3 separate regions of the Homo sapiens genome follow, and all the other regions are linked to region 3. Evidence: chromatin contacts called from ENCODE Hi-C or POLR2A ChIA-PET data. All regions are on one chromosome and are shown on one strand. Each heading gives the region's core, a stretch centred on a gene start or an enhancer-like site at or near the end of the contact. The rest is flanking DNA. Distances are from core to core; before and after follow the strand shown.

Region 1 (2,756 bases), core at 196-2,695, 140 kb before region 3:
GTGGGAGGGAAGCCCTGAACAGTAGCACCTGCTAATTCCTCTGGTGTGAAGATTTCCTCCATGTCTACCTATAAGCCCCTGGCCCACCTAGTCACATAGTTGGGCAGAGATGTCCTTGATGCTGACTCCAGCACATCACTCCCTGCATCCCCTGTACTTAAAGTGGCAGCGGGCTCACAACTCTCCTCCGTTACTCAGAAAAGAATGTGATCAACTTTGACACCATGGGATGAGCCTGGCTACATTCCTGCATTTGCATATTCATGGACTCACTCATTCCACTGAAATTATGGTGCCAAACTCTATACCAGGTACAATGTCAAGAGCAGGAGGTAGAAAGGTTCAGAAAGGTGACCAGGAGCCAGTTCCACCAGTTAGTGGTGGAAGACCGGCACAGAAGCAGACAGTTATAATACTGAGTTCTTGACTATTTCTTCGTTATTTACAGTTCACTGTTTCCTCACTTTCCACTGCCCTGCATACCCTCACACCCATCTTCCCCAGCTTAGATTCCATGAATACACTCTACTCCTCTGCCTTCTCTTCCTTTTCTCGCTTCGTAGCTGCAAAATGCAGCTGACACGTTTAACTATTTCCAGGGAATTGCCAAAGAACACGTGACAAGCAGCAGATATCATGCTAAGCAAGCAAGCTGTATGTATGGCCTCATTTAACCCTCACCAACAATCTTACAAAATGAGCCCTATTATAACTTTCATTTTACAGAGGAGAAACTAAGGTAGGAAGAGGTTAAATTACTCATCCAAGGTCGCACAGTTAATACATGACAGGCCCAGAATTCCAAATTAGTATACTGAACTACTTTTAACCTCACACAGTGTCTGAAAGGGCAGTGATCTGGTGGAGGGATTACAGTATTGGAGAAAGTGGGAATACAAAAGAGAGTGCTTGAAACTAGGCATTAAGATATCAGGATTTTAATCCCAGTTCTGCTAATGAGCCATCAAGGGACCTTACAATGTCACTTCCCTTCCTGGGACCTCGGTCCTTCATCTGAAAAATAATTGGGTTGTAACTGTGATATCTAAGTTTACCATCCAGAATCCTATGAGATGGTTTGTGCCTGCACCGCAGAAGGCATCTGCTCCCTTACAAACCCTTCATGAAGAGCATAAACCCTAGTGGAGGGTCAGTATGATGGGATGAAAAGAAAGCGCCCTATTCCAACTCTGTAAAATAATAATAACTTTATGTATTACAGTAACAAGGACAATGCTGTTATTATTAACAATCCCAACCATAACTCTCACTTGCTGAGCATTTAGAATGTATCCAGCATTACGGAAAATGTTTCCCTAGGCATTATGTAATTCAATCTTCACAACAGGTTGGTTAAGCAAGTATTAGCATTAGCTCATTTTACAGATGGCAAAGCAATGACTCACAAAGCTTAGGTAACTGGTTCTGTTTCTTGTTGGTTGCAAAGCTAGGGTAGAAACTCATTTTTCTCTAAGTTCAGAGCTTGCTGTCCCTACCACACTCAGTGCTCCCAGGAGGCCAGGGTGAAATACTTCTCATGACAAAGCGGCCACCTGTGAGCTCACTGTGTGTGCAGGGTTCATGTGTCCCTGTTTCCTGAATTTCATTCTTCCTATGGTTTCTTCAGCTAGCAAGTTTCCCAGCCATGTCTCATGCATAGCCCCCCCATGCAAGGCAGGCAAAGCTGGAATAACTTTAAGCCTAGGCCGATGCTGTCTTGTCCTCTCTGCTCCAGTAAAAGGCTTCAGCTTGGAGTGTTTGCACAACAACCAGTGAATCCTGTTCCTCCCCCAAATTCATATTTTAAAGCCTTAACTTCAGTTAAGATTTTTAGAGGAAATTGAGGTTAAAAAACTATTAGGATGGGCACTGATAATGGCTGATGTCCCTTAAAGAAGAGGAGATTGGAACAAAGAGGGGTGACCATGTGAAGTCACAGGGAGAAGCCAACCCTGCTGACACCTTAATCTTGGACATCTAGCCTGTAGAATTGTGAGACAATAAATTCCTGCTATTGAAGCCACCCCACCTGTGGCACTGTGTTATGACAGCCCTAGCATATGTGTTACCCATATTCATATAAAATTGCACCAATGAAAGAGTCATGTGTTTCAGGTATAAAATGTTAGGAACATGTTACAGTTAGCTCAACTAAAACACATGAAACCCTCTCTGGCAAGTGCTGGGGCAGCTTCAAAGGAATACATAAAATTTCAGTAAAGCCTCCTGGCCTGGGGCTGAACAAAAGTGTCTGAAGGACACAGGGTCAAGATGAGACACAAAGGATCACATTTTGTGCAAGTCTCATCTCCTTTCTTTGTGCCAGTTGCAATCCTAAGCACTAGGCACATGTTTTTATCAATCCTTGATTTTAAAGACACAGAAACTGAGGCAGAGCAAGAGAAAATGACTTACGTAGTTAGTGTAGGAAGTGACGTATGTCTGATAATACCTTTGATCCATTCAGAAACCTGGTTGTTGTCATTAGTCCAGGCTTCCCTGAAACTAAGGGGTGGAGCTGTGTACCAGTGATTGCAGTGCAGTTGAGGGTGAGGCAGGAGGATACAGAGTGTGTTTGTGGGACAGGTGGGGCCAGGCTTGGTTCAGCTTTGTAGGACCTTGGAAGGACTTGAGATAAATATGGCTTGGGTGCTGGTCCTTAAAGTGAAAGTTCACTTTGATTGATATAGAAAGGAGTAGGGCATTTCTGTAAGCCAAAACATGGCAGATGCAATAATTTTCCAGGGAATGTTCAG
Region 2 (2,852 bases), core at 100-2,599, 200 kb before region 3:
TTGCAAATGCTATCTCACTTAAATACCACATCATTCTACTAGATAGGCCAGAAGGACATTACTTCTCCATGTACCAGTGAGGAAACTGAGGCATATGACTTCCCCAGAATTACATAAGTTAAACAGAGACAGAGCCAAGTCAAGAACACAGTCTTCTAAGATGGCCTCATTTTTGACTTTTCTTCTTACTAAAACTTGCTGACTTTGATTTCATATGGCTGATTTCTAAAATAAGGACTTAGTTAGGCTTCTAACTGAGACCATTCAATAGATGTCTTAGTAAAAGTCATCATGTGTGGGTTCTAAGGACTGGTTTCCTGGGAACAATATGCCCTTCGAAGATAGGAACCTAAACATAACTCATTCAAGCGGAGGATGAAACCTTCAGGGCTGTAAAGCAAGATTCTAGATCAGAACATCAGGTGGAGAGTAAAAGATACTTCCATGAAATCCTAATGATGGTCCTAGCTCTGAATTGTTACTTGGTTGATAATTTTCTTATCTCTCTGAGTCTCAGGGTTCTTATCTGCAAAATGGAAATATTATCTGCTCTAATTCAGAGTTCATGACAATCAATTGTGATACGGAAAATGAAGAGCACCCCAAAAGTCTGTAGCAGATATGTAAAAGCCTATTAACCTTGTCTTAATAACATTAGGTTCTGAAATCAACAAATACAATTAAAATTGTATAAGTTGAAATGACTCCCCAAAGTCTTTTGAGAAGGTACAAAATTAAACACTATTATTTTTTATCTGCCTAACACAATCAGCTTTCCCTCCTGTGTACATACAAATTGGTCTCTGTTTCCTTCAGCATAGAAGACGTTGTTAATTTTCTTCCAAGGAACATGTGAAACAGGAAAAAATATGAATATTTACTATAAGAATCAGACAACTGAAGCAACAGCACATTCCTCTCTCACTTGTCACAATCAAGGACATATTCAGAGGAACAGATAAACGAGGGGTAGAATCACCTGTGCTCTATTCATTGTCATATTCCATCTCTCTCCCTCTTCATTATCATTATTATCAACAGCATGATTATTATCCTGTCATTATATGCCAGCATGCATAGTTTAATCGTATAAATCAAATTTGTGTATGATGCAAGACCATGGTGTTTAGAAATCAGATTCAGAAGCCCTCAGTTGTAATTGAAGTGGCATACTGTGAGATGAGCCTCCAGTCATTATTCAAAATGCAGTGAGTCAGCGCTTCCCATTTTAGATCACACAGCCCAACCCCACCTAAGATATGAATCCTAAGGTTTATAAATTCTACTGTGGTTTAGCTTTCCTGAGATTTTTGACTCAGCTTCCTGCCCTGCCCTCATCAAGTTCTAGTGACATTCCAATGACTGTTAGGGAAGATAAAGTATAGGATCTGAAAAGAGCAGCGTCCAAGGTAGTAATCTACAGGGGTGGATGACTCCCATCTTGGTGGTTGTGCCAGCCAGTTCCATATTTAACACACAATGCATGGGACTTGCAGGTTGGGTGTGTGTGTGTGTGTGTGTGTGTTTCCCTTAAATACACTGAGTCGTATTCACAATCTGAATATAAAGAACTAGCAAACATCTGAACTGAGCTTCTTCGGACCAAGCTAAGACTCAAAGCAATTTTCCTTTTAGTTATTTCAGAATAGATACTGATCAGGTTAACTTTTGCAGACTCTTCCCTACCTTAGGGTGGTAGTATTTCAGTGGGTAGCAGTTAGAGCTCGGGACATACTAGTAAACCAAGGTAGACGCCAGGCTCTGCTCAAAAGCCACCACTGAGAAGAGTTTTCCCCAAAACCACTTTTCTCAACACTGGGCTCTTCCTTCCCCACTCTCTTCACAGGATTCCTGTTTGCTATTTCAGAGATACTATGGTTCTTATAGACAGTGGCAGCAGGCTCCCAAATCTTCTCCTTGCTTTTATTCTCAGCATACTCCAATTTATCTCCCACACTGTAGCCAGAGGTAGCTTTTAAATTGTAAATTTGACAAAGTAATTTACTGCCTAAAACCTGTCAGTGTCTACCAGTTACCTTCAAGACAGCATTCAAAATCCTTAAGAAGCCTTTCAAATCACTTGGCAAGCCAGCCCAAACAACCGTCACGCTTTATCTCTTACCACACCTTCAGAGAGTGCTGCCAGATTAAATTAGAAACAGAGAGGAGGCCAAAAAAAAAAAAAAAAAAGGCAAGAACATATAAAAAACAATTTTCTTTGCTTTCTCTAACTACATGGAACTCACATATAATCTATGTTAAAGCCATTGCCTCTTCACCACAGTTCTGTTAAAGAAGAAAACCCTAAACATCTGACTTTTCACTGGATCATAAACATTTAAAGATGGAAAAGACACAAAGCAGATTTTCTACACCTTTCGTGAAGACCTACACCTCCTTAGCTTTTAGGAATCCAACTTTTTAAAAAATCTGATTTAAAGGTGACTGAGCAACCTGCCCTTGTTTCTATTTTTCAGCGTCCCTCAGAAAATCTGTGTTAGGTTCAGTAAGCATGTAATGAATGCTGAGGCTTTTGTGCCAACCTATTACTGGTGCTGAAATGGATTCTGAGTGAAATTCTGACCTGCTTTATCCAGTATCAGTGAGTGACGGTGTTACATGGTGCAACAGTATCTATGTCTCTCTGCAAAAGGCAGTCTTCAGCTTAAACTCAATTTGGCTAGTGCATGTTCGATTAAAAAAAAAAAGTGGTCCCTGAGCCTCACTACCTTCCTAAAGAGAATCAAGTCACAGAGAGAGAGAGAGAGAGAGAGAGAGAGAGAGAGAGAGAGAGACATACACAGAAGATTGGCAACTACAGTATATAAGGCATTTGGAAAAGACCATATTGG
Region 3 (2,700 bases), core at 164-2,663:
GAGAGGGTGTGGAGAAATAGGAACACTTTTACACTGTTGGTGGGACTGTAAACTAGTTCAACCCTTGTGGAAGAAAGCGTGGGGATTCCTCAGGGATCTAGAACTAGAAATACCATTTGACCCAGCCATCCCATTACTGGGTATATACCCAAAGGATTATAAATCATGCTGCTATAAAGACACATGCACGTGTATGTTTATTGCGGCACTATTCACAATAGCAAAGACTTGGAACCAACCCAAATGTCCAACAATGATAGACTAGATTAAGAAAATGTGGCACATATACACCATGGAATACTATGCAGCCATAAAAATGATGAGTTCATGTCCTTTGTAGGGACATGGATGAAGCTGGAAACCATCATTTTCAGCAAATTATCACAAGGACAAAAAACCAAACACTGCATGTTCTCACTTATAGGTGGGAATTGAACAATGAGAACACTTGGACACAAGAAGGGAAACATCACACACCGGGGCCTGTTGTGGGGTGGGGGAAGGGGGGAGGGGTAGCATTAGGAGATATACCTAATGTAAATGATGAGTTAATGGGTGCAGCACACCAACATGGCACATGTATACATATGTAACAAACCTGCAGGTTGTGCATATGTACCCTAGAACTTAAAGTATAATAAAAAAAGATATATATATAGATAGATATAGATATATCTATCTATATATATCTATATCTATCTATCTATCTATCTATCTATCTATAATCCAAATCACTCTTCTGCCTAAAACCTTCTCCTGGGACCCCACCCCAAGAGGATACACATCTGTCTGTTTAGCCTAACTCACAGAACCCTACGTGAGCCAAAACACATATCTCTTTACACTGATTTCTTACTAACCTTTCCTATTTTTCTGCATATCCTGTTGTTTGTCTAGGCCTAATTTCTCATCTGCCTTTGAAAACGACAGACTTCTCCGTGTTCCTGTATATACATCTCAGGCCCCACTTTAGAAATGTGGATTTGCGGAGGAAGCCATTAGCTGTCACTCTTCTTGAGAATAGTCTCAGCTGCAGAAAACTGCCTTACCCAAGGTGACACCTCCTTCCACTGACAGCCTGCATTCTCTGCTGGTCAACAATTCTAATGGGCCTTTTCAGCTCCAGAGCTCCCTTTAATGTTGGCTAAAGACTTTTATTGGGCTGCATTGCTGCTCACTTTCTCCCTCTGCATATTCCTACTTCTCTACCTCCCTCCACAGGTGTGGATCCCAAGGGAACTCCTGGATAAAACTTCTGCTCTCTTAATCTCCATCTCAAAGTCAGCTTCCTCGGGAACAAATATGTGACACTGGATATTTGCAGATGTGCCCTCTGCTTGAATAGCACTTCTGTTCTGTCTTTCCCTGCCCAAATTCTTTGCATTCATCACATCCCAAGTCATATGTCACGTAGGTACTGCTGACAAAGTGAGTCACATTCTATTCTCTCCCACTACGGCACATTTCACTTTTCCCTGATTCCAACACATATTACACTACATTATAATTATTACTCAGATATTTTCATTTTCTTCTCTAGTAATTTTATACTCTTGAAGAATGCGGTATTAGTTATCCATTGCTGTGTAAAGAATTGCCACAATCTTATTGGCTTAATACAAATAACACTATTTAATATTCTTTCACAGCTCTGTATGTCAGATATTTAGGTGAGCTTAACTAGCCTTTTTGCTTAGGGTCTCCAAAGACTGAAATCAAGATGTCAGCCAGCCTAGCTCTTCACTAGAGGCTTTGGGGAGAATCCACTTCCAACTCATGTAAGTTGTTGGCATAATCTAGTTCCTTTTGGTTGTAGGACTGATTTCCCTGTTTCCCCACGGCTGTCAGTAGAGGTCAGCCTTGGCTCCTAGAAGCTGTCCACTCTACTTCTCACATGGCTTCCTCCAGCTTCAAAGCAAACAATAGTGCATCTGCTGCTTCTTGTGCTTTGAAACTCTCTGGCTCCCATTTTTGTCTTCTTTTTCTTCACCAGTCAGAGAAAATTCTTTGCTTTTTAGGTCTCATGTGATTGGATCAGGTCCAGATCAGGCCCACTAAGATATTATCTATTTTATAATGTCAACTGTGTCATACAACACCATCATGGGTGTGGTATTTCACATTCACAGTCATCACTTCTAGGAAGTAGAGCATGGATTCCTGGTGGAAGTTCCTATGACCACCTACTGCAGATGTAAAGAGCATCTTATTCATAGAATATGTTCCTCAGTGCTCAGCAGAGATTCTTATATAAAAAATATTGATGCTTCTGTCAACTCCTAGGTTTAACTGACTTCAGTTTCCATGAGTATGACACTATTAACTCTCTGGTCTTAGTTGCATGCACAGCCAAAAAGCAAAACAAAACAAAGCAAATAAGCCATAACAAAAAGCACCTCAAATTGCATATAAGGAAATAAAAAAACAGTAAGGAAGTAGAAACTAGACTGAAGGGCTCTTGTGATGAGCATTGACTCACAGGAGAAAAGATAAAAAATAAAAGAGAATTGTCATGAAAAGAAAGAAAACCCTGTTGAAAAATCTAACTGCAGTTTTTCAGTTTTGCATATTTCATAGTTGAGTCTATCAGTCTCCAAGATCAAAAAGTGACCAAAGTTGTTTTACTATTAAAATGCCTTGATAAGATTAATTTTAAATAGCAGTCTGATTTGGAGCAGCAGAAATGCAATGCTCACTAGT

What was found. Hi-C counts contacts between places; a loop is a spot of excess contacts on that map. ChIA-PET counts read pairs that join two places held with the same protein, here RNA polymerase II (POLR2A). Pooled maps may share reads with other maps.
Region 1: a loop to region 3 is called in a map of PC-9, with 9 times the contacts of the local background. The contact joins two enhancer-like sites. A Hi-C loop is called at or near these places in 12 of 168 maps with a recorded cell type or tissue (Caco-2, Calu3, HCT116 and 7 more) and 4 of 50 pooled maps. POLR2A ChIA-PET finds 5 or more read pairs at or near these places in 6 of 52 experiments (Caco-2, HCT116, MCF 10A and 3 more).
Region 2: a loop to region 3 is called in a map of PC-9, with 13 times the contacts of the local background. The contact joins two enhancer-like sites. A Hi-C loop is called at or near these places in 5 of 168 maps with a recorded cell type or tissue (HCT116, PC-9, cardiac septum and 2 more) and 3 of 50 pooled maps. POLR2A ChIA-PET finds 5 or more read pairs at or near these places in 2 of 52 experiments (PC-9 and T-cell).

Annotation. Positions count from the first base shown.
Region 1 is chr4:11,634,245-11,637,000 of GRCh38, reverse strand. All of the region lies in intron 2 of LOC107986178 (a long non-coding RNA gene), which reads right to left. Among named protein-coding and RNA genes, the nearest start is that of LINC02360, 130 kb to the left of the region's middle. Within about 2 kb of position 1,445, at least 4 of the 41 ENCODE cell types and tissues checked have a DNase peak (open chromatin) inside an H3K27ac peak, as active enhancers do; they include HCT116, PC-3, PC-9 and 1 more, where a contact is called at or near this core.
Region 2 is chr4:11,697,473-11,700,324 of GRCh38, reverse strand. The region is part of intron 2 of LOC107986178 (a long non-coding RNA gene); the gene reads right to left. Among named protein-coding and RNA genes, the nearest start is that of LINC02360, 71 kb to the left of the region's middle. RefSeq lists an enhancer at 709-1,908. Within about 2 kb of position 1,349, at least 5 of the 41 ENCODE cell types and tissues checked have a DNase peak (open chromatin) inside an H3K27ac peak, as active enhancers do; they include HCT116, PC-9 and mammary epithelial cell, where a contact is called at or near this core.
Region 3 is chr4:11,496,829-11,499,528 of GRCh38, reverse strand. No RefSeq gene overlaps it. Among named protein-coding and RNA genes, the nearest start is that of HS3ST1, 69 kb to the right of the region's middle. Within about 2 kb of position 1,413, at least 4 of the 41 ENCODE cell types and tissues checked have a DNase peak (open chromatin) inside an H3K27ac peak, as active enhancers do; they include HCT116, PC-3, PC-9 and 1 more, where a contact is called at or near this core.